Regions from separate parts of the Homo sapiens genome. Here regions 2, 3 and 4 are each linked to region 1. A link is a loop called in an ENCODE intact Hi-C map of the cell type or tissue named here. Cell type or tissue: right lobe of liver. All regions are shown on one strand. Region 1 overlaps SLC45A3 (solute carrier family 45 member 3). Region 2 overlaps CDK18 (cyclin dependent kinase 18). Region 3 overlaps SLC60A1 (solute carrier family 60 member 1). Region 4 overlaps NUCKS1 (nuclear casein kinase and cyclin dependent kinase substrate 1).

Evidence for each region. Peaks named below come from ENCODE experiments on the same cell type or tissue, not always from the same donor. Only the 100,000 strongest peaks of a DNase experiment are listed, where the experiment ranks them.
Region 2: it touches region 1 in a loop (6-fold over the local background); 94 of 110 quality-filtered maps call a loop at or near these places.
Region 3: it touches region 1 in a loop (4-fold over the local background); 104 of 110 quality-filtered maps call a loop at or near these places.
Region 4: it touches region 1 in a loop (2.2-fold over the local background); 95 of 110 quality-filtered maps call a loop at or near these places.

Annotation. Positions count from the first base shown.
Region 1 is chr1:205,655,655-205,663,654 of GRCh38, forward strand. It overlaps SLC45A3 (solute carrier family 45 member 3), which reads right to left. Exons shown (of 5, transcript NM_033102.3): 3 at 7,179-7,964; 4 at 6,207-6,472; 5 at 2,197-4,017. The coding sequence ends at 3,580. Among named protein-coding and RNA genes, the nearest start is that of SLC45A3, 21 kb to the right of the region's middle. RefSeq lists enhancers at 4,423-5,011, 6,331-6,885, 6,886-7,441. In right lobe of liver, CTCF peaks have their summits at 2,102 (motif pointing left), 3,438 and 3,639; DNase peaks (open chromatin) are centred at 2,082 and 3,457; H3K27ac peaks cover 3,031 bases.
Region 2 is chr1:205,524,921-205,532,920 of GRCh38, forward strand. It overlaps CDK18 (cyclin dependent kinase 18), which reads left to right. Exons shown (of 16, transcript NM_212502.3): 5 at 219-275; 6 at 1,145-1,259; 7 at 1,447-1,541; 8 at 1,855-1,917; 9 at 2,874-2,997; 10 at 3,128-3,248; 11 at 4,079-4,176; 12 at 4,404-4,509; 13 at 4,601-4,643; 14 at 5,339-5,429; 15 at 5,708-5,785; 16 at 6,424-7,870. The coding sequence ends at 6,458. Among named protein-coding and RNA genes, the nearest start is that of CDK18, 24 kb to the left of the region's middle. RefSeq lists a silencer at 4,213-4,332. In right lobe of liver, CTCF peaks have their summits at 4,202 (motif pointing right) and 4,407; a DNase peak (open chromatin) is centred at 4,201.
Region 3 is chr1:205,580,568-205,588,567 of GRCh38, forward strand. SLC60A1 (solute carrier family 60 member 1) reads left to right here. Exons shown (of 10, transcript NM_181644.5): 3 at 94-354; 4 at 3,388-3,556; 5 at 4,309-4,424; 6 at 5,467-5,640. It overlaps LOC124904491 (a long non-coding RNA gene), which reads right to left. Exons shown (of 3, transcript XR_007066823.1): 2 at 4,283-4,482; 3 at 353-1,608. Among named protein-coding and RNA genes, the nearest start is that of SLC60A1-AS1, 15 kb to the left of the region's middle. RefSeq lists enhancers at 5,175-5,224, 5,704-6,494. In right lobe of liver, a CTCF peak has its summit at 4,446 (motif pointing left); no DNase peak of the experiment used is centred here.
Region 4 is chr1:205,706,848-205,714,847 of GRCh38, forward strand. It overlaps NUCKS1 (nuclear casein kinase and cyclin dependent kinase substrate 1), which reads right to left. Exons shown (of 7, transcript NM_022731.5): 7 at 5,975-8,000. Among named protein-coding and RNA genes, the nearest start is that of SLC45A3, 30 kb to the left of the region's middle. In right lobe of liver, a CTCF peak has its summit at 4,459 (motif pointing left); DNase peaks (open chromatin) are centred at 4,434 and 7,554; H3K27ac peaks cover 6,536 bases.

The sequences.
Region 1 (8,000 bases):
GCAAGAGTATTGTTTGAGCTCAGGAGGTGGAGGCTGTAGTGAACTATGATTGCACCACTGCACTCAGCCGGGGTGACAGAGTGAGACCCCGTCTCCAAAAAAACCCACAAACCGTATAATGGATGGGTCAGTCTGACATCACCTGAACCCACTGAAAGTGGAACAGTGAGGCATGATGTGCCACATGAGATGATGCCATCTCCACAGCTCCGCTTATGAAATAGTCCTGTCAAAAAATAAATAAAAATCTGGCTGGGCACGGTGGCTCACACCTGTAATCCCAGCACTTGGGGAGCCCAAAGCGGGTGATCACCTGAGGTCAGGAATTCCAGACCAGCCTGGCTAACATGGTTAACCCCGTCTGTACCAAAAAATACAAAAAATTATCTGGGCATAGTGGTGCGTGCCTGTAAATCCCAGCTACTCGGGAGGATGAGGCACAAGAATTTGCTTGAACCTGGGAGGCGGAGGTTACAGTGAGCTGACATCATGCCACTGCACTCCAGCCTGGGCAACAGAGCGAGACTCCGTCTCAAAAATAAATAAATAAATAAATAAATAAATAAATAAATAAATAAATAAATAAATAAATCTATCTAAATTTATTCAAGCCTCCTAGCTCTTATTAGCTTACAGGGGAAAAAAAAAGAGGACAAAGAGGAGTATCTTTTTATTTTTTGTGGAGATGGGGTTTCACCACATTGCCCAGGCTGGTCTCAAACTCTTGGGCTTGAGTGATCTGCCTGGCTCAGCCTCCCATAGTGCTGGGACCACAGACGTGAGTCATCTGTGCCTGGCTCAAGAGGAGCATCTTAAACACCACTCTGAGGATACGGTCAGCCAAATATAGAATGGGGGCAATTCTGTAGGAAAAATTATTGTTCATCAATAAGTAGCACTGAAAGAATAGAGGAGCTGTTAGAGATTAAGAGAAACCTGAGACACACAGCAACTAAATACAATTTGTTTATCTCAGTTGATTCCTGATTCAAACCAACCAAAGAATTTTTGAGGCAATTGGAGAAAACTGTCCATGGACTGGATAATTGATAAGGAATTATTGTATACTTTGTGGGATATCATGGTATTGTGATCAAGTTGTTAAAAATTCAGTCCTATTTCTTAGAGACACATACAGAAGTATATACAGGTGAAACTAAATTGTCTGGCACCAGCTTTAAAAATACCCTAGGGGATGGGGGAAAGGGAAAGATGAAACAAAGCAGCAGAATGTTAATAACTGTTGCAGCTTGGTTCTTTATATCTGGCTCCCTACTTGTGTATATTTGAAATTTTCCGTAACAAAAAAGTTAAATGTAGAACATTTTTTTAAAATAGGTAAAACAAGCCCTTGCACAGGTTATTAACGGAACTGAACTCTTGGGAATTTAAGGAACTGGAAGGCCAGTCGAGGTTGGAGGCATCGGGGAGATGGCAGGGCAGGGAAGACTCTGAGTTTGACCGGACCTGGCACGAGGGTGGAGGAGAGGGGAAGGGGCATGAACCAAGGCACAGTGGGGTCAAAAGCCTCATCGTGCACATGCCAAGTGCATTCCCTATTCCCATGCTGTGGGTGATGGGTGCTTGTTCCATCTCCTGGCCACACTATGGGTTTTTTTTTTTTTTTTCATTTTTTGAGATGGAGTTTCACTCTTGTCACCCAGGATGGAGTGCAATGGCACGATCTCGGCTCACTGCAACCTCCACCTCCTGGATTCAAGCGATTCTCCTGCCTCAGCCTCCCGAGTAGCTGGGATTACAGGCACGCACCACCACACCTGGCTAATTTTTTATATTTTTAGTAGAGACAGGGTTTCATCATGTTGGCCAGGCTGGTCTCGGAACTCCTGACCTCAAGTGATCCACCTGCCTCAGCCTCCCAAAGTGCTGGGATTACAGGCGTGAGTCATCATGCCCATCCCTACTCAGGGGTCTTTTAGAAGGAAAATGCCACCATTGCCCCACACTTCAGACTCTTTCTGACCCCCTCTCCCCAACTCCGAAACCCCCCAGTCCAAGGTGCAGCACAACCCCCCACAATTGGCAATTGACACAAAGAGTGCTGGTCTATGCCTCCACCTGCTGGTGGCCACTGGGAAGTGAAGCTGTCAAAAGCCAAAGGGCTCCCTGAACTGAGAGTTAAGAATGTTGTAGAAAGATCAGGTCTTTCCCCCTCCTAAAAGAAACACATGCCAATAAACATATAAGAAAGCCTTTAATTTTGTCACCATAAACATTATACTCTGATTGCTCACTTACAGTATAAAATATTCACCCCGCTAAATAAATAAGACGACATTATTGCAAACGGCACTTAAACCCCCCCTGAGAGATAAGACCTCCCTTAGCTCAGGCAGGGGGTGCTCCTGAGTTTCTGTGTGAGATTCCCCAAGCACAGATATACTCTGGGGGCTGAGATGGACAAAGGCTTGGGAAACCGCACTTTGTGCTTCTGGTCCTGCAGTAGCTCCAAACAGGGTTGTGGAGCTGGTGGGGAAAGTTGGGGGTAGGGGAAAGTTGGGGGTAGGGGAAATTTTGGGCAGTGCCTTCATCAGCCCAGTCCTAGAGAGAGTAGAGGGGAGTGGAAGTGGGGGGAACCAGGCTGGGCCAAGAGAAGAGGGGTGGTTAGGGAAGCCGTTGAGACCTGAAGCCCCACCCTCTACCTTCCTTCAACACCCTAACCTTGGGTAACAGCATTTGGAATTATCATTTGGGATGAGTAGAATTTCCAAGGTCCTGGGTTAGGCATTTTGGGGGGCCAGACCCCAGGAGAAGAAGATTCTGGCAATGATCAGCCCAATGACCAGCTATCTCAGGGGACCTGATTGTTGGGGATCCCCCACCCTACCCAAATATTAGACACCAACACAGAAAAGCTAGCAATGGATTCCCTTCTACTTTGTTAAATAAATAAGTTAAATATTTAAATGCCTGTGTCTCTGTGATGGCAACAGAAGGACCAACAGGCCACATCCTGATAAAAGGTAAGAGGGGGGTGGATCAGCAAAAAGACAGTGCTGTGGGCTGAGGGGACCTGGTTCTTGTGTGTTGCCCCTCAGGACTCTTCCCCTACAAATAACTTTCATATGTTCAAATCCCATGGAGGAGTGTTTCATCCTAGAAACTCCCATGCAAGAGCTACATTAAACGAAGCTGCAGGTTAAGGGGCTTAGAGATGGGAAACCAGGTGACTGAGTTTATTCAGCTCCCAAAAACCCTTCTCTAGGTGTGTCTCAACTAGGAGGCTAGCTGTTAACCCTGAGCCTGGGTAATCCACCTGCAGAGTCCCCGCATTCCAGTGCATGGAGCCCTTCTGGCCTCCCTGTATAAGTCCAGACTGAAACCCCCTTGGAAGGCCTCCAGTCAGGCAGCCCTAGAGACTGGGGAGAGAGGAGAGGGACGCCCCAGCCCCCAGCTGTGCAGCTACGCACCTCAGCAGCACAGGGTGGCAGCAGAGAGCCACATTACTTTGGCAGCAACAGAAACTGGCGGCCAGCCCGGCAGCCCCATGGGGCTAACAGGAGCGGGGAGCTGGGACCCAGTGAGGCAGGCCCTCCACCCCAATGTGCTGGAAGTTTTCTACGCTGAGTATTTGGCCAAGTCGCTCTTGTCAAATACTACCTGTGTAGCAAAGTAAATGGCGACCAGACCCAGGCCTGCGGCAGACACCATATAGGCAGTGACAGACTGGCTGAGCTGGACAATGGAGCCCATAAACAGGGATGGGGCCACCTGGGACAGCAGGAAGGCACTATCCAGGATGGCGAGGTCCAGGCAGATGCCCCGGCCCGGAACCACCCTGGCCTCGGTGGGCTCACCCACCACCACACGTACGGAGACATCACAGGCAGAGGCCCCGCAGAGCGCGGGTGGAGGTGGGAGCAGGCCACTGCCTCCAGCACCCACGTGTCCATTAGGGAAGGGAGCTCCAGGCTTAGGGCCTGGCAGGAAGCTGGTCATCAGGCTGTCCTCACTGCTAGCACCTCCAGTGTCCCCTCGGTATTTGGGCAGGAACACCTAAGGCAGAGGGGTGAAGAAAAGGGGAAGAGGACAGGTGTGTACCCAGCACTGGCACCACCCCAGCTGTGAGAACAGACCCTTGCCTCCATCCCAGGGGCAATGGGACTTCATGAGAATCAGGAGCAGGAGAGAAGATGGAGACCCTACTTGGTCCAAGTCTAACCAGGACCCTTCCTCAGGAGTGGGAGAAGGGTAACGGGGTAGGGCGGGGACAAATGTGAACCCAGAAGTCTAGGTCTCCTCTAGCCTCTTAGAACAGGTAAGAGGCAGACAAACTCAATATCACAGATCAGAGAGAACAGAGCTCCAAGGTAAGGAAAAGACACAGGGGGAATGAAGACGGTGGTAAGAGATGCACAGAACAGAGGAACAAAAGCCAAGGCAGGGCCCCTGATGGCCCAAACCCCACGCAGGCTCTCCTAACCTTCCTTCCTGCCTGCCCTCCACTCCGACATCTGGAAATCCTCATTGCCCGGTGCAGAGAAGCTCTGCCTCTCTGGGGTCCCAGATGCCACTAGGGTAGCTGCCCTGCCATGAGCTCCCTTGTCCCCAGCCTTGGGGCAGGGAGAATCCAGTAGACCCCAAGCAGGAGGAATGTCCCTCTTCCCACCTCCCCCAGCCCCAGCTGTGCTAATGTTGAAGGCTTCTCACTTCCTTCCTGCTGTCTGACTTAGATCAGAGTGACTGGTCGACCACCATCCCCCCAACCCCTGCCCTTGATGGCCCAGAGCCTCCTATTTAAGGACAAGGCCAGGTCTTATCCAACATTGTCCCCATGCCAGAAGAGTTGAGTTGGCTGCATTTGCGAGGTGGGAGCCATGGCAGAGCTCAAACCTGACACCAGGGAAGCCCACGGCTCACCATGCAGCTCAACAAGTGGGCAAAGGAACAGGCAGACAGCGTGCAGTGCCAAGTCTGCCATCAGCTGCTGTTAGGAAGGGGCCTCCCAGGACTTCTCCTCCCTGCCTGCCACCCCAGGAATGTCCGCTGAGGTTGGAGTCTGGAGTGGTCCGAGGACAGACATGCTCCTCCATCTGGAGAAGATGGCTAGCCCCAGAACGTTCCCTGGCACGACAGCACATACTCAGGCCTGGCCGCTGATGCCAGCCCCCTGCCCCCAGCCCAGGCAAGCAGAAGAGTGAAGGCTGAAGAAGGTTATCAGTGGGCTAACAGGGGTCTCAGGGACCAGGCTCCCCCAACCAAAACCTTAGCCCCTCCCCTCCATACCTCTCACCCCTGCAGCTACCTACTCAGTTAACCAGCCTCTCAGCTACGAACTTACCTACTCCTCTCCTCAAGTGCTACGAGACGCAGGGGCAGGTCTTCCCTACAGTCTGAGAGCTCTATGAGAGCAGTCCTGCATCTCCTCCTCCCTTGGGACACCCCAACTTCATGCCCCTCAAGGCAGAGTCCAGCACCCAGGTTTGTAGCTCAGTGAGGTCAGTGGAGGGGACAAGGATGACCACACTACCTGGGTTAGGTGGCTTCCCAAGGAAAGGGGCCCCTGGAGGGGCTGGTTAGTGTAGGGCCAACCAAGAAGGAGGTCCCCACAACTTACACAGTGCCCAAGTGAGTGGGTCAGGTGTCAAGCTCAGATATCTGCCACAGGGGAAGGGGAAGGGGAAGGAGAAAGGGAAGGAGGCAAAGGAGGGATGCAGGAAAAGAAAAGGGAATTAGACAGAAAAGAAAAATAAGCCAGAAAGAAAGGGGGTAGGAAGGAGCCTGCCCCATCTCAGAGACCAGAGTAGGATACAGGCTAAGTCAGGTTGCTGCTCCCTGAAGAAAGGTGTTGCTAAGGCTGGACCATTCCCACTCCCGTCTGCTGAGGCTGAATGGCCCAGGGGTCATCTGATTCAGCGCCCTGCCTCTCCATAGAACAACCAGCCTAGAAGCCTAGGGCTCCTGCTGGCCTGACCCTTCGGGATTCCCACTATCGTATTTTGCATTTCCTGCAATCATCCATTCAAGTGCTACACAGTCCTGACCCCAGGAAGTCATTCCCAGAATCTAATCTACACTGTTCTGCAGCCCAAGCCTCTGGCCCTGGGGCTAGGATAAGCTTCTTCTCTGATTCAAAGAAGCATTCTCCAAAGTTGCTTGCCAGATACCAGGTTCTGAGCTAGTTGGCCTCCCAAAAACCCAGACCACCCCTCCCACCCTGACTCCACCCACTGGCCAATGAGTACCTGCTTCTCCCGGTGGTAGAGGGAGGCCAGTGTGTAGGGCAGGATCTGCAGGGCTGAGAAGGTGAACCCGGTGAGGGCGGCTGAAGCTGTCACCACGGCCACACTGTGGGACAGGCATGTGGCACCGGCAGCCACAGGGAAAGCTGCCACACTGGCCAAATAGACTGCTCGAGTGCCGAATCGCTGCACCAGCCGGTCCATGACCAGAGAGAAGACCAGGGAGATGGCGCACTGCAGGAACAGCCCCAGGCTGCCCATCCGAACGCCTGCAGAGGGAGAGGGGCCATCAGACAGAGCCTGGGAGGGAAGGGTCGGAGCAGTCTCAGGGAGATGAGAAGGCGGAACCACAGGTACCTGCTGCACGAGACCTGCTGTGGACCAGCCCTGCTCCCCAGCACCCTTCCCCTTTCTACCTCTAGCAATGGGAGTCTAGGTTCTTCCACTGACCCTCAGAGAATGTGGGCAACGCCCCTTGCTGAAGGCAGAGGAAGGTAGTCTGAAGGTTTCCTGGGAGTCTCAGCTGTGAGGACAGGCGGGTGAGAGGGAACACAAAGACAGCTGGCCATAGGCTTCAAGACGCTTCTAGGACGCCTGAGCTGGAAGGCGCTGGTGAGATTATTTGGAAAGTCGTTGGGGGAGCAGAGGGCACACTGCGGCTGGAACCAGGCAGATCTGAAATCCAGCCTTAACTCCTCCACTCCCTCTAGACTTTGAATAAGCTCCGCCTTTCCTTCTGTCAAACTGGGGCAACGACTCTGATCAGACTCCTAGAGCAGCCAGAGGCCTTCCTGAAACCGCAAGCAGAGATGTTCCACACCCATGAGAAGCCGTGTATGCAGATGGGGTCCATCCCCACTTTCCTGACAGAGAAGTCGGGGCCAGGATGGAGAGGCACCAGCCCAGACACAGCCCCGAGTGTCGTCTCTGGTGGGCGGCTCCCACACCAGCCTCTGCTGGCTGCCAAGGCCTTACCTTCATCATAGTGTCTCCGGGCCTCGGTGCCCGGCTCAGCTCTGGGCACGCCCTGGTACAGCCCCTCGCCCACGAAATCCGTGTAAAACAGCGTGAAGGTCATGAGTGCCATCCAGCTGCACAGCTCAGCCACGAAGAGCCGGCGCAGGGTGCGGGGCATGCGGCAGCACAGCTGGTGCAGCCGGGGAAGCAGGGCGCCCAGGTTCCGGAAAGCCAAGCGGGCCCGGCATGGACAGCAGTGGGGCGACAAGGAGGGGGCCGACAGCCCTTCTGCTGGCTCGGTGGGGCCCAGCGCTGCCTCCTCAGCCACCAGCAGTGTGGCTGCTACGCAGGTGAGGAAGATGAGGGTGAGCAGGCCAAAGAGGCACTCCTCCTGGGTGCCCAGGTAGGGGGCCAGGGCACTGGTGTCCCAGTCAATGGCAGGCAGGAGGTAGCCCAGGCAGCCCCCAAGACTGATCATGAAGGCATAGACAGAGTAGGCCTGGCGACAGTGGTCCGGGTCCCGGAAGAGGTCAGAGAGCAGGGCCTCCAGTGGAGTGAAGCACACCTGGCCACAGAAGTCCAGCAGCCCCACGCCCAGGATGAGCAGTGCCAGCTCCAGGGGCCTGGGATCCGGGCACAGCAGCCCTGCTAGCCAGCCGGCCCTTGGGATGAGAAAGAGGCTCAGCAGGATGCCCAAGGACAGTGCCCAGATGAAGGGCCGGCGGCGGCCATAGCGTCCACGCCAGTGGTCACTGGCTGAGCCTAGGAGCGGGACACAGACCAGGCCCAGCACTGGACCAATGCCTGCAAGAAGGGAAGTAGTATGAGTCAATGGCTGGG
Region 2 (8,000 bases), 130 kb before region 1:
GCCACAGCTCTGGGCTCTACACTCTTGGCTGTCCTGGGAGGAAGAAACTCACACTTTCACGAGCTCTGTCCTTTATCACAGGGATAAAGGGAAAAGGAGCCCCTTCCACCATGGAGTCTCATCCCTTCCCTCCCAGAGGCTGGAGTTGGGGGAGGCGTCATGTCTGTGGAGCTGCTAAGGGCTTCAAGCTCACGGCATTCTATGTCTCTCCCTCTCAGTCAGACATTGGCTTTGGGAAACTGGAAACATACGTGAAACTGGACAAACTGGGAGAGGTAAGACGCTGGGTTTGGTCTTCTCCGAATAGCCAGGCAGGATGGCTTGGAGGAGGGGCAGACCTCCCTAGTCGGCCCTCTCTGGTCGGCCCTCTCTGGTTGGCCCTCTCCTGGCCCCTGCCCCATAGAGGTGCACAGTCTTGGCTGTGCGCTCTGGCCCAGGCTTTGGCAGGGATTGAAGTGAGCTCAGATCCTGAAGGAGGGCGTGAGGATAGAGTAGCCATGGCCCTGGGCAGAATCCAGTCTTTTTTTTTTCTGCAAGTCCTTCTTGCCTGGGTTCAAAACCTAGCTCCACCATTTACTAGCTCTGTGACCTTTGGCAAGTTACATGACCTCTCTGTGTGCCTCAGTTTCTTCCTCTGTCCAATGAGACAGTAATTGTCCTATCACATAGGGTTATTGTGAGGATTGGGCAGGTTACTGTAATCAGCTTATGTACGGCACACAGACAATGCCTGGCACATAGGAAGTGCTGTGTCACTTAGCTATTTTTGTTGTCACTGTGCAGAGGCCTGGGGTGGGTGAAGGTTTATAGAGAGAGGGAACACACAGCCCTTTCCCTCCAGGAGCCCAAAGAGGTGACCTCTGTGTAAACATCAGCATCGTATAAGGAAGAAAAAACCTGGTGTTATCATAGACGGGCACGCGGCGTGCTGGGGCTTAGAGGAAGGACGGATTCACTCCGACTGGGGAGTCATTAGGGATGCTTCCTGGAGGAAGTAGGCTTTGGAGGAAACAGCATGTCAGTAAAGGGAGGAAGGGCACTCAGGCCCCAGTCGTAGCCCAGGCAGAGGCACAAATGGGGAGGCACTGGACAGAGGCCAGCAGCACCTGAATGCGCCTGGGGCCGCTGTGGCCCTCCATCCCAGGGCACCTATGCCACAGTCTTCAAAGGGCGCAGCAAACTGACGGAGAACCTTGTGGCCCTGAAAGAGATCCGGCTGGAGCACGAGGAGGGAGCGCCCTGCACTGCCATCCGAGAGGGTACAGCATCCTAGGCTCCCACGCTCCCCTGGGGGCTTCAGGAGGAGGGGTTCACCAGCCTGCACCCTTGTGGGAGCTGGGGGTAGAGGATCATTGCTGGAATGGGACTCCTGGCGCTGACCCCAAGAAAAGAGGGTATGGGGACACATGGGGTCCTAGGGACCCAGGTGGATCTGTCTCCTCACAGTGTCTCTGCTGAAGAACCTGAAGCACGCCAATATTGTGACCCTGCATGACCTCATCCACACAGATCGGTCCCTCACCCTGGTGTTTGAGTACCTGGTGAGAGTCCGGCTGGGGCTGGCCGCCTCTCCCTCTTGTGGTGGAAACGGGGTGTGGGTAGGGGAGTGGGAAGCTGAGGGAGTGGGAGTAGTGGGATGAGGGCGACCCAGGCCTTGTTCTGGAATCAGATTTTCAGATGCTCCCGTGCAGGAGTGGGCCAAGAGCTCAGGCTTACGGGTGGCTCGAGCCAGGGACCTGTCCCACTAGTGGGCGTGGGCCCTTCCCAGGGAGGGGCTTCCTCTCCTCAGCCTGTGTCTGGGCTTCTGGCCAGGGGTCAGCGTGGGGCAGGACTGAGCCACGCTCTGTGTTCCAGGACAGTGACCTGAAGCAGTATCTGGACCACTGTGGGAACCTCATGAGCATGCACAACGTCAAGGTGAGGCCTCGGGGGCAGGGTCCCCCCATCTTGGCAGCCACCTGTCCAGAAGCCCAGTGTGGGGACCCACTCTCACCACCAGGGATCCGGCTGCTGAGGTGGCTCAGACCTTCCCACGTAGGAAAGAGGGAGAGGGCAATGCCATCAACGAGTCCAGGAACTGGGTTGAGCGCTTTACCCCAAGAACAGACACACACTGTCTGCCACTGTCTAGCTGTTGGTATAAAACCCACTCTCAACTCTGAACATCAGTTTCCCAGTCTGTCAAATGGGAGTGTGAGCTACCTGCCAAAATGCAGGGAGGCTTCTGGGGAAGCTCGGGGTTATGAATGACCTCTCCTGGTGTTTGTTAAAGAATCAAGGCTGGGCATGGTGGCCCACGCCTGTAATCCCAGCACTGGGAGGCCAAGGCAGGAAGATGGCTTGAGCCCAGGAGTTTGAGACCAGCCTGGGCAACATGGCAAGACCTCATCTCTACTAAAAATTGAAAAATTAGCCGGGCACAGTAGCGTGCACCCATAGTCCCAGCTGCTTGAGAGGCTGAGGCAGGAGGGCCACTTGAGCCCGGGAGGTTGAGGCTGCAGTGAGCCATGATCACACCACTGCACTCCAGCCTGGGTGACAGAGTAAAACCCTGACTCTAAAAGAAAAAAAAAAAAAAAAGGGATCAAGCACATATGTCTCCACATAGGCGGGCATCCTGACCCCCGTGCTCCTGACTGAGACTTCGCTGGCCTCCCCCACACTCACTGCGTCCTCTGCACCCCTGCTGTCCTCCCCTCTGGATGGGATTCCCTGGTGTGGGTGGGGTCCAGGATGGGGGCTGCAGGGTGTGCAGGAGAATGAGGGGCTTGTGCTGACCTCACTGCCAAGCCCCTGCCCCCATCCTGGTCCCAGCCTTGGAGCAGAGGCTCAGGGCCACCTTCCACCCCACATTTCTCTTCCCCCTCCCCCAGATTTTCATGTTCCAGCTGCTCCGGGGCCTCGCCTACTGTCACCACCGCAAGATCCTGCACCGGGACCTGAAGCCCCAGAACCTGCTCATCAACGAGAGGGGGGAGCTGAAGCTGGCCGACTTTGGTGAGGCTGGGGCTAGGGTGGGGGTCTGACGCTACTGGGGTGCCTCAGGGTGTGGGTGCAGTGGGGGAGGGCATAGCAGTCAACCCCACAGCACCTGTGGACAGAGGTCCAGTGACATGTCTGCCCCCAGGACTGGCCAGGGCCAAGTCAGTGCCCACAAAGACTTACTCCAATGAGGTGGTGACCCTGTGGTACAGGCCCCCCGATGTGCTGCTGGGATCCACAGAGTACTCCACCCCCATTGATATGTGGTGAGTGAGCACTGTGGGGACCGAGGAGGGGAGGACAGGCCTGGCCACACCTCCAGACTCTCCTTTGCTTCCCCAAGGGCCTCGGGGAAGAACTGCCTAACTTCCTTTGCCTAAAAGCCTTGTGACATCCTGCTGAAATGGATGTTAAAAAATTAGGTCTGAAATATAATAGGTTAGGGTTTCCCTGGCTTAAATAGACCCCCAAGCCTGTGCATTTGAAATCCTCCCCCAGAGGCCTGTGGGGGGTTACCAGAGACCCAGAGGGTCCAGGAGGGCCCCTATAGTAAATACGATGAATCTTCCCCAAGCATCAGTCCCAGTGAAAATTTTGAAAGAGAAGTACTATTTTTATGTTAAAATGAACAAGTGTATGATTTGGTGTAAAATGAAAAATCAGCCCAAATTGCAAGCCAAGCCGCCGGTGGTTATGAATGGCTGCTGTGACTCCGCCCCAAGGTTCCCCAGGAGAATGGATTTATGTACTTCTCTTCCAGTGGGGCACACAGTGGAGAGAGTTTGAGACAACACTGCTGAGAGAATTGCCACATGGGCGCTGGCTGCACAGACCCAAACCTCACAGAGTGAAAGGGGACTTTCCTCACAGAGTGAAAGTCGCAGCTTTCCCGAGCCCAGGGAAGCCCCCCAGAGAGGGGCTGTAGTGGGGGCTGGGCAGTTCTAGGAGCCTCCACTGCCCTGGGCCACCCCTCCGCCGCCAGAGCCACGATCCCTGCAGCCGCCTGTGGCAGGTCGTCATTGGTGCCCTGGTGGAGCAGCCCTAGGAAGGGCGGCCGCCCCTGCCTGATGCCGACCCTACCCCTTGCTCCTCGCAGGGGCGTGGGCTGCATCCACTACGAGATGGCCACAGGGAGGCCCCTCTTCCCGGGCTCCACAGTCAAGGAGGAGCTGCACCTCATCTTTCGCCTCCTCGGTCAGTCTCCCGCTGCTCCGTCCCTCTCACCACCAGGGGGCGCCGGAACTCCTCCAGCCCAGGCGCGGAGCGGGACGGGGAGGAGCGGCTCGGCCGCCTCTCTCCCGGGCGGGGACCCCCTGTGGCCTCGGCCATCTTTGCTCCCACCTCATACATTGCATCCCTTTCAAGTCGGCCTTGGCCCTGGGCCTCACGCAGGCCCTCCCCACCCTCTCTCGTCTCCCCAGGGACCCCCACAGAAGAGACGTGGCCCGGCGTGACCGCCTTCTCTGAGTTCCGCACCTACAGCTTCCCCTGCTACCTCCCGCAGCCGCTCATCAACCACGCGCCCAGGTAGCCCCTGCGCCCGCCGCCCCTCCTGCTGCGGCCCTGGCTCTCCCATCCCCAATCAGGCACAGCCTGTGTCCGCGCCTTCTCCTTGCAGGTTGGATACGGATGGCATCCACCTCCTGAGCAGCCTGCTCCTGGTGAGTGTCCTCCCGGCGGGGCCCAGGGAGAGGCAGCCAAAGAGCCAGGTCCCTGTGCCCCATGCCGGGCCTACGCCCCAACTTCTGTGGCTCGTGTGCTTACACGTCTTTGAAACATCTCCCCTGTACTCTCCACCCCCAAGGCCAAGGGGTGGCCTCCATACACATCCTCTGGAGTCTGTGCACTGCGAGCCCAAACCCGTTACTTAGCTGTGTAGCTCTGGGCAAGTTACAGAGCTCCTCCATGCCTCAGTTTCCTCAGCTGCAAAGTGGGATTAATACCTATTTTATAAGATGGCCGTGAGGATACATTGAGATGACGGGACACACTTAGTGTGGTGCCTGTCTTGTAAGGCACACGATGAAGGGTTGTTATCGGCACTACGCTTCCTGTTACGGATGTTCTCCATCTGATCATGGTTGGTTTGCATCTGTATTTCTATCCCAAGAGAAGGTCACTCTCCTGAAGTTTCATTTCTGGTTTTTCCTGGTGGCTGGAGACCGAGGAGCCTTCCCCTGAGTCTTGAGATGGCCTGAGGTTGGGTTTGTGGTAGGGGCTGGAGGCTGACCTGGGGCTTCTCCTGTTAGCCTCAAGCCTCACCCACCTTGGTGCTCTAACCAGCACTGGAGTCCTGCTGCCCAGAGGGTTTGCAGCCCCCCAGCCGGGCCCAATAGCCCCACCCTGTGCCTTTCAGTATGAATCCAAGAGTCGCATGTCAGCAGAGGCTGCCCTGAGTCACTCCTACTTCCGGTCTCTGGGAGAGCGTGTGCACCAGCTTGAAGACAGTGAGTACTGGGGGTCCGGGAGCAGGGCCACCCAGAACCAAGGAAAGGGGTTGGTGAGTGTGGGCAGAAGAACCAGAACAAAGAGGCCAGAGGCCCCAGCCCCAGCAGAGCAGCCCCGGGCACCTTGCCTCCCCTGCTGGGGTTCTCATTCCAAATTGAGGGGGCAAACAGTGGAAATGAGACGCTGCCTCGAGGGCTCAGTTGGTCCTTCTGGGCCAGTCCTTACTGGAGGCCAGCTCCACGCAGCCCTCTCCAGACTATGCACTTCTCTCCCCCAGCTGCCTCCATCTTCTCCCTGAAGGAGATCCAGCTCCAGAAGGACCCAGGCTACCGAGGCTTGGCCTTCCAGCAGCCAGGTAGGGGCTTGTGCTCTCCTGGACCCCTCCCCTTGTTAGTGGAAGCCAGAGCAGGCGACCCCTCCCCAGTGGGGACTCCCATGGTCCCCCCACCACTGGCTTCCCTTTGGACTCTTTGGGGAGCAGAGAAGGGGTTGGTTTCTCCTGCCTAGACTTCCTCGTCCAGCTCTTCCCTCCTCAACCCTCCACCCCAGACAGGACATTGCATTTGACAGTAGCCCTGGCAAAGAGGCATGCTGTCTCTGGTGCATTCTCTCTGCAAACCCTGAGCTCTCTAATCAGATTCCATCCTGGGAGAACGGTACTTTGTTCCTAGAACAGTCAATGGCCTTGGACATTGACAAATGCTTTCCATGCATCGTCTTCTTTAATCCTTAAAATACCCCTTGAAGCTAGTACTATTAATATTCCCCATTTCATAGTCAATGAAACTGAGGCTCTGGGAGGTTAAGTCACAAGTTCATGCAGCTAGTAAGTAGCAGAGATGGGATTTGACACCAGGTCAGACCGGCTCCTGTTTGCATGCCCTTGCTTGCTCTGTCAGAGCAGCTCTGGGGGACAGCGACTGTCCCTGCTGACCTGGGGTACCCGTCAGCCCAGCCTCCTCCCTGCAGCCCCACCTCTTCTCCATTCTCCAGGACGAGGGAAGAACAGGCGGCAGAGCATCTTCTGAGCCACGCCCACCTTGCTGTGGCCAAGGGACAAGAGATCACATGGAGCACAAATTCGGGTAGGATGGAGCCTGTGTGGCCCTCGGAGGACTGAAGAACGAGGGCTGACAGCCAGCCTGGAAGACCGCTTGGCAGCCCTTCTGGCCACGGCTGTTTCTTCTTTGTGCTTCCCGTGTGCCTCCCCAGTAGCCCTCACCTGCATACCAACCCCTCCTTTACCCACGTTGGGGCTGGCATAAGCTGCTTCCCTGAGAGGACATGAGGGGGGGGCGGTCCTCGTACCCTCTCCCACCCTGGTGTTTGGGCACCTGCGTGGGATGCACACGGATGACAGAATCAAGGCGCCAGGATGGGCACTCTGCCCTGGATACAGGCTCTACCCTCCTCCCCCAGGACCTGCCTAGTGCCAGTTTGGTAGTCCCCCTTTCTGGCCCCTTGGAGCCCACACACGTTTCATCTTTTTCCCCTCTGAGAGCAAGAAGAGACATGGCATGTTCTCTGGGACCCTGGAATCCTAGGTACCCACATGTGTGCCAAAGCCTACCCCACCTGGCAGGTGTCCCACAGCAACAGAAGGAATAGTAGTCCCCACTCTTTCCATCAGCCCTACCCTACCCTCATTCCCCGACACCCTCTGGCTTGAACCATGGCTGAGCAGTGCCGGCATACGCTTTGCTGGCATGCTTGGATGCCCAGCTGTGTCCAGAGGTGGCCTGGGACCGCCAGTTGCACGCCTGCCACCTCAGCCAGCCCCCGCCCAGCTCATCAGTCTGAATGGAGTTGCCTTAAATTGGCAGGTGGTACCGTACTCACTGCCCTTGGAGCTGTGACCGGCTCCTGCCTGTCCACCCCTTCCCGAGGTGGCTCCTGCTTACCTTATCATCCCAGGGCTCTGATTAGCCAGGCCTGGTCAGGGTCCTGGGGACGGCACCCAGATATGCAGAGTCACCCTGACACTGGTGCCAGGCTGACCTCAGCTCCCGAAGGCTCGCACAGCCTCCCCATCCTTCCTTCCCAGCCCTTGTGGCTCTGTCCACCTGATCCCAATACCAGCTTCCCCCAGCCCCTGCCACCCCAGAGGGCGGCCACGACAGGGAGAGGTGTAGATGCCACCATCTGAGGGAGAGGAACGTGGAACAGGAGCAGGCTCTGATGCTGAGAGGCTTGCCTCCGGGGGCTGGAAGCCTGGGTGGCCGGGGCCCCTGAAGAAGGCTCCCCTCTGTATCCCCCAGGTCTCCTCAACACTGGGCTGATCCTGAATGGCACAGGCCAAGGGGAGGCCAGCCTCGCCTTTCTACCCAGGCCCCCTGCCCTGCCCACCTCAGGCCCCCACCCTCCACTCCTCCCCACGGTACTGTGAACGTCGTGTGACTCAGTGCAGAGACAGATAATATATTTAATTCATGTACAGAAAGGAGCGAGCAGTCTCGTACAGAAAAGCTGACTTTGATAGATTGATGCCAAAGATGGAGAACTGAAGTCCCCCCTCCAGGCCTAATGAGTGTGGGTGGGGTGTGCTTGTGTGTATGTGTGTGTGTGTGTGT
Region 3 (8,000 bases), 75 kb before region 1:
AGTGTGGGTCCTCTGGACCGGAGGCCAGGCCACCACTTCCCCGGGCTGAAGACTGACCCCCACCCCCACCCGCCACCTCTCCTCTGTCCCCAGGTGCTCCATTTCTTCGTGGGCTTTGGTGCTCTGCTGAGCCCCCTTATTGCTGACCCTTTCCTGTCTGAGGCCAACTGCTTGCCTGCCAATAGCACGGCCAACACCACCTCCCGAGGCCACCTGTTCCATGTCTCCAGGGTGCTGGGCCAGCACCACGTAGATGCCAAGCCTTGGTCCAACCAGACGTTCCCAGGGCTGACTCCAAAGGACGGGGCAGGGACCCGAGTGTCCTATGCCTTCTGGATCATGGCCCTCATCAATGTGAGTGTCCCTGGGGTGGGCCAGGTAGGGAGCTAGTGGACAGTCCACACATCCCAGTCCACCCCACACCCAGTGAAGATTCTTCAGATGCTGAGAAACGTGCTGGGGCTGAGGTGTGCATCCCAGAGGCAGGAGGATGGGAGGACAAACCCTCCCCGGGATCCCCTGCACTACTCCACCATCCTTCAGCGACCTGTGATTGCAGTTCTCAAGGAGGGTAAAACAGTGAGCTGAGCACAGTGAAAATCAGGGTCAACTTTCGAATTATCTGAGGTTCTGTGGGAAACTAGTTTTTTCCTCCAAGGCCAGATGAAGTGGACCCTGGACAGACCCCGGCAGGAAGTGGAAGGTTTTTCTCTGGGTCCCTTCATCAATGGTGGGATTCTCCTGTGCCCTCCTGTCAGGGGCTCCTGTGGAGGCTAGGAGACAGACAAGATGACCTCTGAAGGGCCCTGCCTGCCAAGGCAGCCTATGGTGGGAACAGCGAGAGACCACTTCACCCCGTGACTGCGTCACATACCGAGGCCCGCTTTGTACACCCCTGCCAAGTCAGCACTGACTCTGGCCTCCAGCTGGAAACCTCCTCTGGTGCTCTGCAAACCCAAGTTGGGATCTCTCACGTTAGCCCAGACTGGAGCCAGAGTGTCAGGTGGGGAGACCCCCTACCCCCATCCACCTGGGTTGGGGAGGACTGTCGGGAACACCAGAGCATCCCTGGCTCCTGGGCCGGGGGTGGGGAGCATTACAGTGGCCACTGTCTTGGCTGTGGGATGGAGGCACCATGCTGCTTGTCATGGTGGCTTAGAGCCTCTCTTTGCAGTAGGTGGACTTCTCAGCTCTCCTGGGGCAGGTGGGCTGGACTCAGGCACTAGAGCAGCTGCCCAGCTGCTGCTGAGCCTCAGAATATGCCACACACATAGCACTGAAAGGAGCCTTTGAGACCACCATTCCAGTGAGCAGCAGGGCAAGGGTGGGGGTGTCATGCCATCACCAGCTCAAAGCCCTGACAAGGGACTGATAGGAGGCTGAGCCCGGCTGGAAGCCCTGACCCTCAGCATAGACCATCTACCTGCTGCCCCCTCATCACCAGTCCTTTTCCTTCCTTTCCTTTGTAGATTTCCTTTCCCTGGCCCGAATCTCCTCTGGGGGCTCTCATAAACCCACCCTCTCCGTCTGCTCCTTCCCTTTTCAGCCCATGCCCATCCATTGTTTTGGAAAGAATGCGGCTTTGGGCCCGTTCCTTCCAGGAGAGACCTGCGAAGGAAAGGAGCAGTGTCAGTAGAACCTCTAGGCTGAGACTCCCAGACCAGGAAGCCGGAAGGTCCGGCTTAAGCCCGAGGTTTGTTCTCTCTTGCCCCATGAAGTGCAGGCTGGAGGGACTTTGTTTGCTGCAGGATTTCCGGACTTTTTCTATTGGTTTGTGTCTGAAAATAAACAGTCCAGCACGGAGGAAGATGGGCTGTGCATGTACTCATGTGGGTGCACACGCACACACACATGTGCACCCCACCTGCCCTTCTCTGACTTTTAAGGTGGGGCTGCCTTCCCTGAATGGAATTCTTATAAAATTGGGTGTGTTCCTGCCAGCAATGCCAGCCAATCCTCTGTGAAGCCCTTCCCAGCACCCACCTCCCTGGAAAGCCCCACCTGAGCGATCACGCCTCTTGTACAGCTGTTTCCACTTGGCCTTCACTCAGGCACTCTGCCACTACAGGCCTCTGTGGGTGGGTTTCCTGTTTCCCCCCTCACACTGGAGGAAGGGCTGTGTCTCCCCCATTAGGGCTCAGCAGGGGCTGTTCTCTCCCCACTCAGGCCTGACTGCCAGGGGCCATGTCTGACCTTGACTTCTTTTTGAGTGTGCAGAAAGGCTCCCAAGGTCACCATAGGGAGGTGCCAACACAGGGGTGGTTTTTGTCTTTCACTCCTGTTAGGTGACTTGAGGAAATACTGGTGAGAGCCAGCCTGCCTCCAGGGGCAGGGAAGGGCTCCCCCAGAACACCACCAGGCAGGGGCTGGCAGTCTGCCAGCCTTCCATCTCTATCCTATGCCTCTCCCGTGGGCCAGGAAGAGCCCAATAGCTGGGCGCTCTCACCAGCCTCTGGGAGACATCTGCAGCTCCCTGGGCTTCCTGTCTTTCCTAAGTGAAAGGAACTGGGCTGAAGTTGCAGCAAGAAGGACAATAGTTAGACTTGATGCGGTACTTCCTGGCAACCAGGGTGGTGAGACACAAGCAGGGGCCCCTGAGGGAGGTGGTGGAGGCTTCCCCAGGCAACCTCAGAAGCAGGAGCCATTTCCCACTGCTCTGAAGGAGTTCCGATTTAGCATAAATAGCAGCAAACTGAACATAGGGCTTATGTGTACAGGCTGTTCGTAAACATGTATTTCTCAATCAAAAGGAGATCATGTTTTTGTTTTCAAGCCCCTGAGAAGAGCCTCTGTGCCCTGCTAGGATCAACATCACCAAGGCATCTCCTTAGGTAGAGACAGCACTGGAAGGATCAGGATGCCAGGCTCCATTCTGGCTTTGCCCCAAGTCCACTGTGTGACCAGGGCAGTCTCTCAGTCTCTAGTTTACCCCTCAGATCTCTTCCAGTTCTAACAGGTTACGACTAAGTGATAACATCCCCCAGCATGTTTTGTAGAGATGTGATGCCCAAAAGCAAAGCTGCTTTGTAAAGCATCACGCAACCCACCAGCATGAAGGAGTGTGAGGTGTGACACTCCAGCAAGCTTACTCCCAGCACCTCTCCTGGGCCAGCAGAGAGTTTGAGTCTAAGCTTTGCATGCGACAAATATCTGTCTTTTCAGGGACGCGAGTATGGTGATCAGGCAGCAATTACAGCAGGCCTCCCCACTCCTACCTTGGTCAAGGCACCTGGCTTCTTAGGTTGGGATGGCTCAGCTTTTAGCTGGGCACCCTTAGAAAAGAGCTGTCTTCTCCCAGGACTATGCACATGCAGTGTGTGCAGAGGCCAGGCGTGGGAAGGGGGAGCTTCAGGGCAGGGCTCTCCTGACCCTCTGCCTGCTCCCCAGCTTCCAGTGCCCATGGCTGTGCTGATGCTGCTGTCCAAGGAGCGGCTGCTGACCTGCTGTCCCCAGAGGAGGCCCCTGCTTCTGTCTGCTGATGAGCTTGCCTTGGAGACACAGCCTCCTGAGAAGGAAGATGCCTCCTCACTGCCCCCAAAGTTTCAGTCACACCTAGGTAGGGGCTCTAATGAATCTGCATCCTCACAGCCTCATGTTGAGGCTTCCTTGGTAACCCCTCTCCCAGAGAGAGTGAACCTAGATCACAGGTGATTTTTTTTTTTTTTTTTTTTGAGACAGAGTTTCACTCTCGTCGCCCAGGCTGGAGTGCAGTGGTGCAATCTCGGCTCATTGCAACCTCCGCCTCCCAGGTTCAAGCGATTCTCCTGTCTCAGCCTCCCAAGTTGCGGGGATTACAGTCACATGCCACTACACCTGGCTAATTTTTGTATTTTTAAAGTAGAGAAGGGGTTTCGCCACGTTGGCCAGGCTGGTCTCAAACTCCTGATCTCAGGTGATCCATCTGCCTCGGCCTCCCAAAGTGCTGGGATTATAGGTGTAAGCCACCATGCCTGGCCACAGGTGATAGTCCTTTTTTTTTTTAAAAAAAAAAAAAAAAAAGAAAATCTTGGCCCTGATGGTGCAACCTGACCAAGAGAATGAGGAAGGCAGACTTCTGACTTCACCCTCCATTCTGCTCAGCCTTGCCTTTTGTTACCTTGGGCAAGTCACCTGACCTCTCTGAGCCTTGGCTCCACCAAGACTGGGAGATGGACAGGGGTTATTCCTAACAGAAAGGTCGTGAAAGTAGAGGCAGTAAGTGGGCCCCATCCTGCAGGGCTCTTCTGACTGCCAGCCACGGCCCTGGGACATGCAGAGGGAGGGAGCAGAAGCTGAGACTCACCCCTGTTCTTCCTGTGCCTCCTGCAGGGCATGAGGACCTGTTCAGCTGCTGCCAAAGGAAGAACCTCAGAGGAGCCCCTTATTCCTTCTTTGCCATCCACATCACGGGCGCCCTGGTACTGTTCATGACGGATGGGTTGACGGTGAGCCTGCCTCAGAGGGCGCCCCCTACTGGGGGACCCTTCACCCCCAGACTCCAGTCTGGGAAAGGCAAGAGAAAGAGAGGAGCATGAAGGTTTCCTGGAGACTTCTCCTGGAGTACACTTGATTCAAAAATTTAATCTGAAGTCCTAGGGTGACTGTCTCCAGAATCAGTCACAGCACGTTGGTACTATGGGCTTCTGTCTTGGCCAATTGTTTTTTATTTTTGTTTTATTTTTGTTAATGCTATAGGTAGGGGCCTAACTGGTCTGTTGTCAAGGACAGGCTACCTGCATTTTTTAAAGGGGTGGTGCCCTATTCCCCAATTAGAGGTCATGCTATATAAACAGGGTACTTTGCTTCCTGGAATACATTACAAACCTGGGTGTCTCGAGCCAGTGTTGTAAACAAGCTTCAGGTGGAATTTAGGCCCAGCTGTTCATGCCACTAGTGACCTCTGTTACATTAGTTAGCACCTTTTTCCAGAAACTTCTTAGGATTATATTAGGGCAGTCGTGAATGGCTGATCAACTGATTGCCATATGATGACCTCTCCAGAGAAAAAGCCCTAAAAACTTAGATGACCTGGTGGAAAGTACTCGTGACAGTACTGGTTGACTTCCAGCACTGGGTGTGACCTCGGGCAAGTCACTTCTGTCTGCTTTCTCATCTGTAAAACCAGATGCTTGCACACACCTTTTTTTTTTTTTTTAAGTCATGTTCTGCTCTGGTTGAAGTGGGGAGCAGTGCCTGTCTGCCCAGGCCCTGCGGGCACTCCCATGGAGATCCAGAGCCACCTCTCTGGAACCCCTAGGTCTCCACAGTGCAGTCTGTAAGCTAAGGCACCCCAGCTTCTGTCCTCAGCTTGAGCCAAGTGTGTAGTGTGGCCTTGACTCCAAGCCCAGCCCTGGCTGAGCCTCTGGGAGTGGGAACAGGCAGTCCTCCCTCTGCCCTCCCCACACCTGCCCAGCCTGGGCTCCCTTTGTGAGGGTCATTGTCTGGCTGGGCTGCAGGTGTGCTCAACAGCGCCCGGTCTCTCCACAGGGTGCCTATTCCGCCTTCGTGTACAGCTATGCTGTGGAGAAGCCCCTGTCTGTGGGACACAAGGTGGCTGGCTACCTCCCCAGCCTCTTCTGGGGCTTCATCACACTGGGCCGGCTCCTCTCCATTCCCATATCCTCAAGAATGAAGCCGGCCACCATGGTTTTCATCAACGTGGTAAGCAGCTGAATAGCCTCCTCTCTCTTCTGAGAGACCCAGGAGAAGCCGCCTCCTCCTGGCCCTACCCCAGGACGTTTGCCCAGGCCTACATTCTGCCAGCAGGATGGGAACTCAGGAGTAGAGGGAAGAGAGGAGAGAGAGGATGACGAGGAAGGGGTGGGAGCCTGGGAGGTGGAGCCTACCTGGGTGACCATGAAAAGTCCCTTCCCCTCTCTGGGCTGCTGATCTTATACCCTTAAAACATAAAAGGAAAGGTCTGTAGGAGGTGCTGGCTGCAGTGTGTGGAGCCCATCCCAGCCAACAACTGGCTATGAGCGTGAGGAAAGCCAGTGCTGGCCCTGGTCCTCCTGTGTTTACCTTGGTGCCCAGCTGCTCAGAGCCCTCCAGTCAGTGGAAAGCTGTGGAGGCCAGGGATCCCACAACCGTCGGAATCACTGCCTCTGGGCTGGGGCCTGGGGATTTGCATTTGGTAGCTCTCCTAGGTGACTCTTTTTTTTTTTTTTTGAGATAGGGTCTCCCTTTGTCACCCAGGATGGAGCACAGTGGTGTGATCTCAGCTCACTGCAACCTCTGTCTCCCAGGTTCAAGTGATTCTCCTGCCTCAGCCTCCCAAGTAACTGGGATGACAGGTGCCTACCACCATGCCTGGCTAATTTTTGTATTTTTAATGGTGATGGGGTTTCACCACGTTGGCCAGGCTGGTCTTGAACTCCTGACCTCTTAATGATCCACCCGCCTCGGCCTCCCAAAGTGCTGGGATTACAGGAGTAAGCCACTCTGCCTAGCGCTAGGTGATTCTTAAGTAGGCAGGACATGGAGGATGACCTTCAAGGAACTGATCTGCCTAGGAGGCAGGAGGTCTGGGCCTGAGCAGTGGGTTAAGACCCTTGCCTTGGTGTGTCCATCCAGGTCACCATCCATGACACAGGGGTCCACATTACAGACTTCTGCCAAATTGTCTAGTCCAACCTCCCATCAGGCTTGAGCCACCTCTATCTATAACATCCCTTCCAAGGGGTTCACTGTCTGCTTAAACACCTCTAGTAACTGCAACTCACTACCTTTCCAAGTAGCCCAATGAGGGTACTAAGTCCAGGTAAGAAAGCATTTCCTTGGTTGAATTTCTAGCAGAGAGCGGGTTTGGACATAAGGTTGCAGTTTCAGAGACAAAGATCATGATCCCCAAGAAAGGCCTTTGGATTTGACCTCGTGCCAGTTGACCCCCAAGAAAGAAATTTCAGTTCAATGTAGATGGGAGGTAGGTGATAAACCCAAACGCAAGAGGTTGAGGGTGAGAGGGAGATGAGCAGTGGAGGAATTTGCATTTCTCTTTGTAAATATTTTTGAGTTGAAGGGAGTTGTGTTCTGCAGGACTCAGGGTGGTATGGGCCTGCTTATAGTAGAGGATAAAGGGAGGACACCTATTAGGAGGAGGAGTCTGTGAAAATACCATTGTGAGAGAGTAACCGAGTGAGGAAGGCCCTGACAGAGGGGAGGTGGGATGGAGAGCGGGAGTGGAGGAGGCTCTAAGCTCAGCAAGGAGGAAGGCCCCTGTCCATGGAGTTGGGGCGAAACGATGTCAAAGGGGAAAGGTTCCAGAAGAGGAAGGGCACAGACATGGGGCCAGCCCTGGCTTCCCTGTCTAGGTCAGACACAAGGCCAATTGCTAAGACAGAGGAGAGTGGGTGGAAATCTGGGTTTGGGAAAATAAAGGTCTGAAGCATCCACATATGTTAGGCATTGCCCATAGACACTCACCTGGAGTGCTGGGTTTTAAAAAGGAAAATCAGGTTCCTGGGCCCAACCCAGACTGAGTGAATCCGAATGTCCAGGAGGAGGCATAGCAATCTATAAATTAAACAAATACCCCAGGGGAATTACATCATCCAGCAAGCTCAGGAAAACACTGTCCTAGAACAAGTGACTCCCAAATACATTAGATTCACTGGAGCTGCTTTTTGAAAATAGGATCATGAAAAGGCCAGGCGCGGTGGCTCACACCTGTAATCCCAGAACTTTGGGAGGCCGAGGCGGGTGGATCATGAGGTCAGGAGTTCGAGACCAGCCTGACCAACATGGTGATACCCCATCTCTACTAAAAATACAAAAATTAGCCGGGCGTGGTGGCGCCTGCCTGTAATCCCAACTACTCAGGAGGCTGAGGCAGGAGAATCACTTGAACCTAGCAGGCAGAGGTTGCAGTGAGCTGAAATGGTGCCACTGCCCTCCAGCCTGAGAGACAGAGCAAGACTTCAAATCAAAAAAAAAAAAAAAAAAAAAGAAAGAGAAAATAGGATCATGGACCCCTACCCCAGAGATTCTAATTTAGGAGGTATGGAGAAGAGCCTGGGCCTCTG
Region 4 (8,000 bases), 51 kb after region 1:
CAGAACTCAGTGATAGAAATTGGGTTGAGACAAGTGAAAATTTTACCAAAGCCAAATGACTAGTTCTATCTCCTTCAGCAAGATAACATGACAAGAGGAACTTCAGACTTCTGAGAGTTATCTTATCAATCCAAGAAGCACAAATGATGATCTTAGCAATCTAGAGGAAGAGGGTATTACAAGATAACAGGCTCCTGACCAAAATTTCAGTATTTATACAGTCTGTTACTCAACTTACATAAATCAAACTTTTAAAAACGGCCTCTTCACTATGTTGAAATTGGGTCTTTCTTCCCCAAAGATTGAAGAGAATTTGCGGGGGATGAGGGCGGTGTCTATCTTATAGCTTGTCCCTGGGGTTCAATTGCCAAAATGTTATCAGTCTATGTAAGGGTCTCATGATAGGGGCCACCCACAAAAAGCATTCTAGTGAGACTTCAGTATTGTGAGAACACAGGATGTCACATTTCATCAGTAAAACAGCCCAGCTGAGCCCCAGGATTCTGTCCCCAATCATGGCTCCAGTAAGTTTTGTGGCTTCCTTTCTGGTATTGAACTTGAAAGATCAAGGACACAAAAATAGGATGATTTCATAGACTGAAAATATGCTATTGACAAGTATTTGTAATAGGTTTCCAGTCCAAAATGAATGTTCTCTCACTTGTAATATATATCCCATAACTAGAAATACAGTTTGAAACCATTGGATAAAATTATTTTTTTCCTAGGAGAAGCTAAAGAAGCATTCAAGATCCAATCAATAATTCTGTGTACGTACACTGGGAAAAAACAAAACAAAACAAAACAAAACTTTTACTAGTGCAGGTGACTTGGAAGTTACTGTCACTCTTCCCTCCCCTCTAAAACCATCCTATACTGTGAGCTGGTTAAAGTTTACCTTTCTGCAAGAGTAAGTGTTCTTACTAATAAATAACTCATTTATACTTCAGAGACAAAGCTAAAAGGATTTCAGTTCTGCAGGAATGAGGTTTTCAGCCCCCATAAACCTTGCCTGGAGGTACATCGCTGCTTTTGTTTGAGGCTAGTTGGTCTACAGTGCCAATAGCAACATATGTGCATAGACAGCCTGTGTTCTAGGCATTAAGTACCCATGGCCTCACTTATTCTCATAATGTCCTTTTGGTTTGTTTTTTTTTTTTAGATGGACTCTCACTTTGTCACCCAGGCTGGAGTGCAATGGCGCAATCTTGGCTCACTGCAACTTCCATCTCCCGGGTTCAAGCAATTCTCATGCCTCAGCCTCCCGAGTAGTTGGGATTACAGGCGCCTGCCACCACACCTAGCTAATTTTTGTATTTTTAGTAGAGACAGGTTTCACCATGTTGGCCAGGCTGGTCTCGAACTCCTGATCTCAGGCGATCCGCCTGCCTTTGTCTCCCAAAGTGCTGGGATTACAGGCATGAGCCACAGTGCCCGGCCCCATAATGTCCCTTTGAAGCAGAGGAGAATCAGTCCCTTATAATCCTCATTATATAAAAAGAAGAAACGAGCATAGAGTGGGAGGTAGGCGGATAAGCTGACTTGCCCAAGATCACCCTGTCGATTGATCTGACTTCATCTGCAACCAGCCACATAGCTTCTCCAAAGCAGGTCGCCAGACAAGGAAAAGTGATTGGGGGTTCAAATAAAACAAATGACTACTCATGCTATAGTTAGCACGATGTGCTGTTCTGAACTCTGCTGTGGAACACCTGTTGCACTTTTTATACTATTCACATACATTACCTGGAATACTCCAGTTTTCAACATTGTCTGCTTCAGTCCCTTAAACCATAGAAGTATCCAGACATGCCAATATCATGAGAACCAAACTATACCTTAAACTGTTTTTCCTGTTGAGGAATATGAAAGAACTCTTCATTGTAGCACAGATCCCAATTTTTGGTGGAATATAGTCACCACAATTTTCATTGTCAATAAATATTGCTGGCTAATTCAGAGGTGACCTGTGGAAGCAACACGTGCTCTAAGAACTCCTGTTTCCACTGTCTGGTATTATTAGTGTGTCCTTACTTAGACTTAGCTCTCCCAGAGAGAGAGCCATCTGCTTCTCTCATTGCACAGTGACTGTGCAATGGTGTTGACTTCTAGAGAAGAGTAGCCCAAGAGCTAAATATTAGAGGTCTTATTGCTTCCCTTAAGTGCATGGCAAGAGAAAGGAAAGCAAGGTGAGAAAAGGACTGACTTGCTTTGCCAATGGCCCAGGACTGGTGATTTTATAAGGTTTAGCACAAAAACCACTCTTTTGAACTAGATACTGTGTATATCCTGTGTACTTCAAGTCACACCAGCATTCCCTACAACAGAGCTTAGGAATGCTATTTATCTTGTACTCAGGCCAACTGTGTGGCTCTCTACCGAACAGCTGGTTCCCCATCCACCTCTAGGACTATCTAGTTGATGTATAAACAATATTTTTGCCTCAAAAACGCTAACCCCATGGAAACTAACTGTTCATCCACACACACACACACACACACACACACGCACACATACACACACGAAGGAAAAGAAAGATGGGGTTAATTAGGTCAGAAGCAGGAGGAAAAGACAAAACAGGGGGAGCTTGGGGTTTGTAACTGAGATGTGGCATGCATTAGATTTGAAGTCAGGTTACTGAAGCCCCAGATTATGTTCCAAGGTCTAAACAGAACGTCCATTGAGTCTTTGATTCCTAAAGACATTTAGTGCCTTATAAAAGAGCTTAGCTATATCATTATTCCTGATTACCTTAGAAGTAAAACGATATTTTTAAAGTGTTTAGTATTTGTATTCCTCTAGGCTGAATTAGTGAACCACAAGAGACCCAATTTATAGCCACAAAATGAGGATCCAGTGTGGGTCACTGTCTACACACTTCTTGGTAAACACCAGTGTTTCACAATCTATTTTTCGTTATTTCTTTTTATCTTTTAAGAGACAGGGTCTCATTCTGTCACCCAGGCTGGAGTGCAGTGGTGCGATCATAGCTCACTGCAGCCTTGAACTCCTGGGCTCAGGTGATTCTTCCTCCTAAGCCTCCCCAGTAGCTGGGATTATAGGTGCATGCCACTATACACAGCTAACTTGTTTATTTTGTTTTTGTAGAGACAGGATCTCACTGTTTTCCAGGCTGGTATGAACTCCTGGCCTCAAGCAATCCTCCTGCCTCAGCTTCTGAAAATGTTGAGATTACAGGTGTGAGCCACTGCACCTTATTTTTTGTTAATTATATTACTACACACGTTCAGTTCTTTATGGATGAGACACTTCTTACCAGATAACCAATCAGCTAGGGTTACCAAATTGGTAGTTATCATATCCTAAAATTTAGGCTATCATTTTTCTTGGATCAATGACTTTCTATCTCCTTCAGAGCCTTACTTTACCCATCTACCCTAATCTCTTATAATCAGGAGAGCCCTGACTACATATAGACTGTGTATTTGTGTTTCTTCCCAAGATGGAAAAAGTATAACTATTACACACATTGCTTTGTACATCAGCCAAGGAGGTGGTCTTACACATTCTAATAAAAGGGTTTGTGTATTCAACTTAATAGCTAAAACATTACCAATAATAATATATATGTGTACTCTTCCTTGATCAACCTGTTCCTTAAAGTTAGATTTTTAAACAAATCCCTTCTGGGTGCCAGCTTACTGCTAAATCAAGGCAAACAATTATTTCCAACATTTTGTTATCATAGTTTAAAGTAATTATTTGCTTTATTAGGATGGGAACTCTGGCTGTACCCTCTCACTCCCTGACCCCAGAATTAACACAGCATTTATTTCACAATATTTGTGCAGGGTTTACTATTGAACCAGGGGGCACACCCATGAATAATACTGATTTCTCTTGGTGGTGACCCAGCCAAAGCATGTCAAAATGAGTACCTATCTATTCTAGTAAGATAATGGAGGAAAAGAGAAGCAAGTCATCAAGATAAAGGAACACAAACTACCATATTACCTTGAAAACAAATCTAAGTATTTGTTGTGTGTGAACACATATCAGTGCTGATTGTACAAGAAACAAGGCTTTTGAGCTGGAAGGCAATTTCAAAGACAACACCTGTTTCAAAATAGGGCAAAGAGTTCACAGCTGCATTTTGAAATTTCAGTCTGCACTTCTATTTCGGGATGTTATCCACATAGGCTTAGGAGATATAAAGAGGGAACAACACAAGAAGACAGATGTGCATGAATCAAGAAATTCTATTTCCTATTTAAAATTCAGAAAAGATTGCTGCTACATACATTAGGATGTTAACTGGGTACACTGATCACAGGGCTTCGATAACCCAAGTAAGTGGCAAGGTGTTGATACACTTGCAGAATATCAACTGAGCCTAGCCGACAGTATCTAAAAATGTCCTGAGCCTAGTCTGATAGTATCTAAAAATGAGATGGGGAGAGCAAGCATTCCACTACCTATGGAGGACAAACACTGCCCTCTACTGGCAGACTGTAACTGCTATACAGTCAACATGACGAACATTTTCCTCAACAGTCACTATCATGAGACATAATCAGAAAATAAAAGCTTTTAAATAATTTGAGGCTTTGTGTCTAGGGGTCACCAGGATTTTCAAGCAAACCGAAGTATTCAATGAGAAATCTCCTTACTCATTGAAGTTTCCGACTTTCCCCATTAAATCTTTGATGTAACTCATTGGACTGGTTCAAGTATCACTGTTACTGGGAGATGTGAGAGAACAGCAAAATGCTCAAAAGCTCAATACCAGGAAGAAGGCTTAAGGGACCCATGTATACCAAAGGGAGCTGGCTTTAGAACGAACAACTGTGATAACTTAAAGCACACAGCACTGATTCAAACCCTTGTTGTACTACATACTAGCTACATCAGGTACCACATAAAACCTCATCTTACCTGAACCAGGTTATTCTTTACAATATTGGAAGAACAAACACTTGCCGATCTCACAGTTGTTGGAAAAATTAAATGAGGTAATATGTGTTGCACAACTACAGTGTAGTACTGTATACCGATGTTCATGGATAGGAGTCTAGGTAGCTCCAAGTGTGTTTTAACCTCTCTTCATCTGTTTATCCACTTGTTGGTTTTTGAAATCCTTTAAATCAGACTGCATTTCTTCAGCACTGTCCTGAAACATAAAATTGTCTATGTTATCCATAAAATACTTAAGGATTATGAGGAAAAGTAGATGGTTAATGCTCATCCAAATTCAACTTTAACCTGAGACAACTCATTATATTAAGAAATAAATGTATGTGGGCAGTGTGCCTGCACCTGTAATCTGAGCTACTGGGGGAGCTGAAGCAGGAGGATCCCTTGAGTCCAGGAATTTGAGACCAGCCCAGGCAACATAGCAAGACTCTCATATCTCCGAAAAAGAATAAAATGGCCGGGAGGGGTGGCTCACGCCTATAATCCTAGAACTTTGGGAGGCCGAGGTGGGCAGATCACTTGAGATCAGGAGTTCAAGACCAGCCTGGCCAACATAGTGAAACCCCGTCTGTACTAAAAATACAAAAATTAGCCAGGTGTGGTGGTGTATGCCTGTAATCCCAGCTACTTGGGAGGCTGAGGCAGGAGAATCACTTGAACCCGGGAGGTGGAGTTTGCAGTGAGCTGAGATCATGTCATTGCACTCCAGCCTGGGCGACAAGAGCAAGACTCCATCTCAAAAAAAAAAAAAAAAAAAAGAAAGAAAGAAATTTAAAAAGTTAGCTAGTCACTGACGGATAACAGGATGCACAAAGCATTTAATTTCAAAGCCAAATTTGCATTTCAATTATAGTATTTGGCTGACAAGGCAAGTATGTAAACAAGAGGAAAAGTTAAAAAGAAAAAAGCCCTAATAGCTACAATATCAGCCCAGTTCTAAAGAGGGATCTTGTACCACATTGTCCACCTAACAAGTAATCTTTAATTCAAAATTCAGCGTAGTTCTTATGGGTATTTGGAATTGAATGCAAGTGTGTTCTGTGAGTATAAACATTATCTTTTATTATATATGATTGTTAAACTTTGCTTTCCACAACACTTCATAACCTTGGATGTAAACATGAGAAAAAATGCTAATTAAGAATCCTTACGCACCCAGTCCAGTGCTCCCTTAATTAATCAAACTGGTAAGTCTACTGCTTCTTGATTCCATCCTGAGGTATTAACTTTTGAACCAAGACATGTTTATCTTTTACCAACAACAGGGATGGTCACTGTTAAAGTTTCTAAATAATTTATTAGGGAAATAAGTTCCCACAAAGTCAGGCTGAACTGGGAGCTGATTAACAAAGCTGTGTAAGTTAGTGTGTTTGCTTTAAGGTATTACAAGAAGTACACAGAGCACACATCTGGGTTATAAAAGCCCTTTTATAAAGCCATTTTTAAACAAAACAAAAAAAAAGTTTACAAAAGAAAAAAAGATACAGAAAAAGAATAACTTGCTTCATATGTCCCAAAAAGAGAAAAAAATAAAGGGGACAATGCCAACATGCTCAACAATAAAGGCTTCTTTTTCTTATTTTTTTAATACAAAATACAAGCAAAGGATACACATACTTAAAACAGAGCTCAGGAGCAGACACGCAGTCCTGGAAACCCTTCAATAAAAGCAAAGCAGGAGTTTGTTTTTTCTTTGTCTATGCAGATACATACAGAGACTGGGATATGTAAAAATTAAGTATCACAAAAGACCATCACACGATTCTACCAATGCATGTTGCATCTGTAATTCACGAACATGGTCAACAAAATCATGTTCACTTCAACCCCATTTCATTTAAATTAAAGAAAAAAACCTTTTAAATAAAGTGGTTACATTCAAACTTTAACTTCCTTAGTACCATGCTGCAGATTTCAGCACTGTTAAGGTATTGCAAGAATGCCCAACCCTCTGGTGTCTGATCATGTATCTAGCAACATTGCAGTATGAAGAAAAGAGATGCCCCGGTCTCAGCCCATGGACTAGTTAATACAGTGAAGCAGGTTCCTGTCTTTTACCCTTCCTGCTCAGAACATAAAAGATTAAGGACTAAAATCAAGGAAGACTGGGAGTTTTAGAGCTGGCAAAATGAAGTCTAAAAGATAAATCAAGGCAAACAATTACTGAGAACTTGGCTGTTGCTTAACCTGGCAAGTCTAAAAGCCTTTCTTTAACCTTGTAGGAATTAGATGCATAAGGTTTGCTGCAACATGTTCATGGTAAACAAACTAAGTAGAGCTCTTATTTACAAATCTTGTAACAAATACTTCTGGAGGAAAAAGAGAAAAGAATTCACTAAGTTCCAGAAGACAAAGCTTTAATTGCCAGATGTATACAAACACACACTCACACGTACACACCCACACAATACTTCAGGGGTTTTTATACATGTTATTTTAGGGCATAAGCTGAGTACTATACCCCCACACCCCATCAAAAAAGGAACAACAAAAAAATCCCAATTTTACCCTCCCCCAATAATCTAGAAAACCCTCCCTTCACCCCTGATGTACAAAGTGTATGCACAACGGTGGCATTCTACCAGCCACACAAAGCATGCTCAAACAGATGTCACCAGTTCAGTCACTCCATTGGCATGGCAACAGGCAGGTTTACGGGATGTTTCCCAATAGTGGTTATTACACAGTCAGCACCACTGTGAATTTTGTGAATTTGAAAAAAAAAAGTGTAATTTATGGATTCAGGATTCAAAAAGAATCATTTTGTATCGAATTTACCCCAGACAAAGGGAAAACTGGTTGCGACTGAAACTTGGCTATAGATAGCTTGATGTCCCAATATTCAAACAATAAGCCAACTCTCCATTTTCAAGTAAATCCAGCTTCATCCACAGAGAAACAGACAATTTTCTAACCTCAAGAGCAACCAGCTTGTTACATTTTCCCTATCCTATGGCAGGAAATGCGTATTACTTCTGTTCTGTTTAAGCATCTCAGTCTAAATGCCATGAAGACCAGAGCCCAGGTTTCTTCCTTTTCAAATTCTTAAGGTGAAAGTTTTTTCC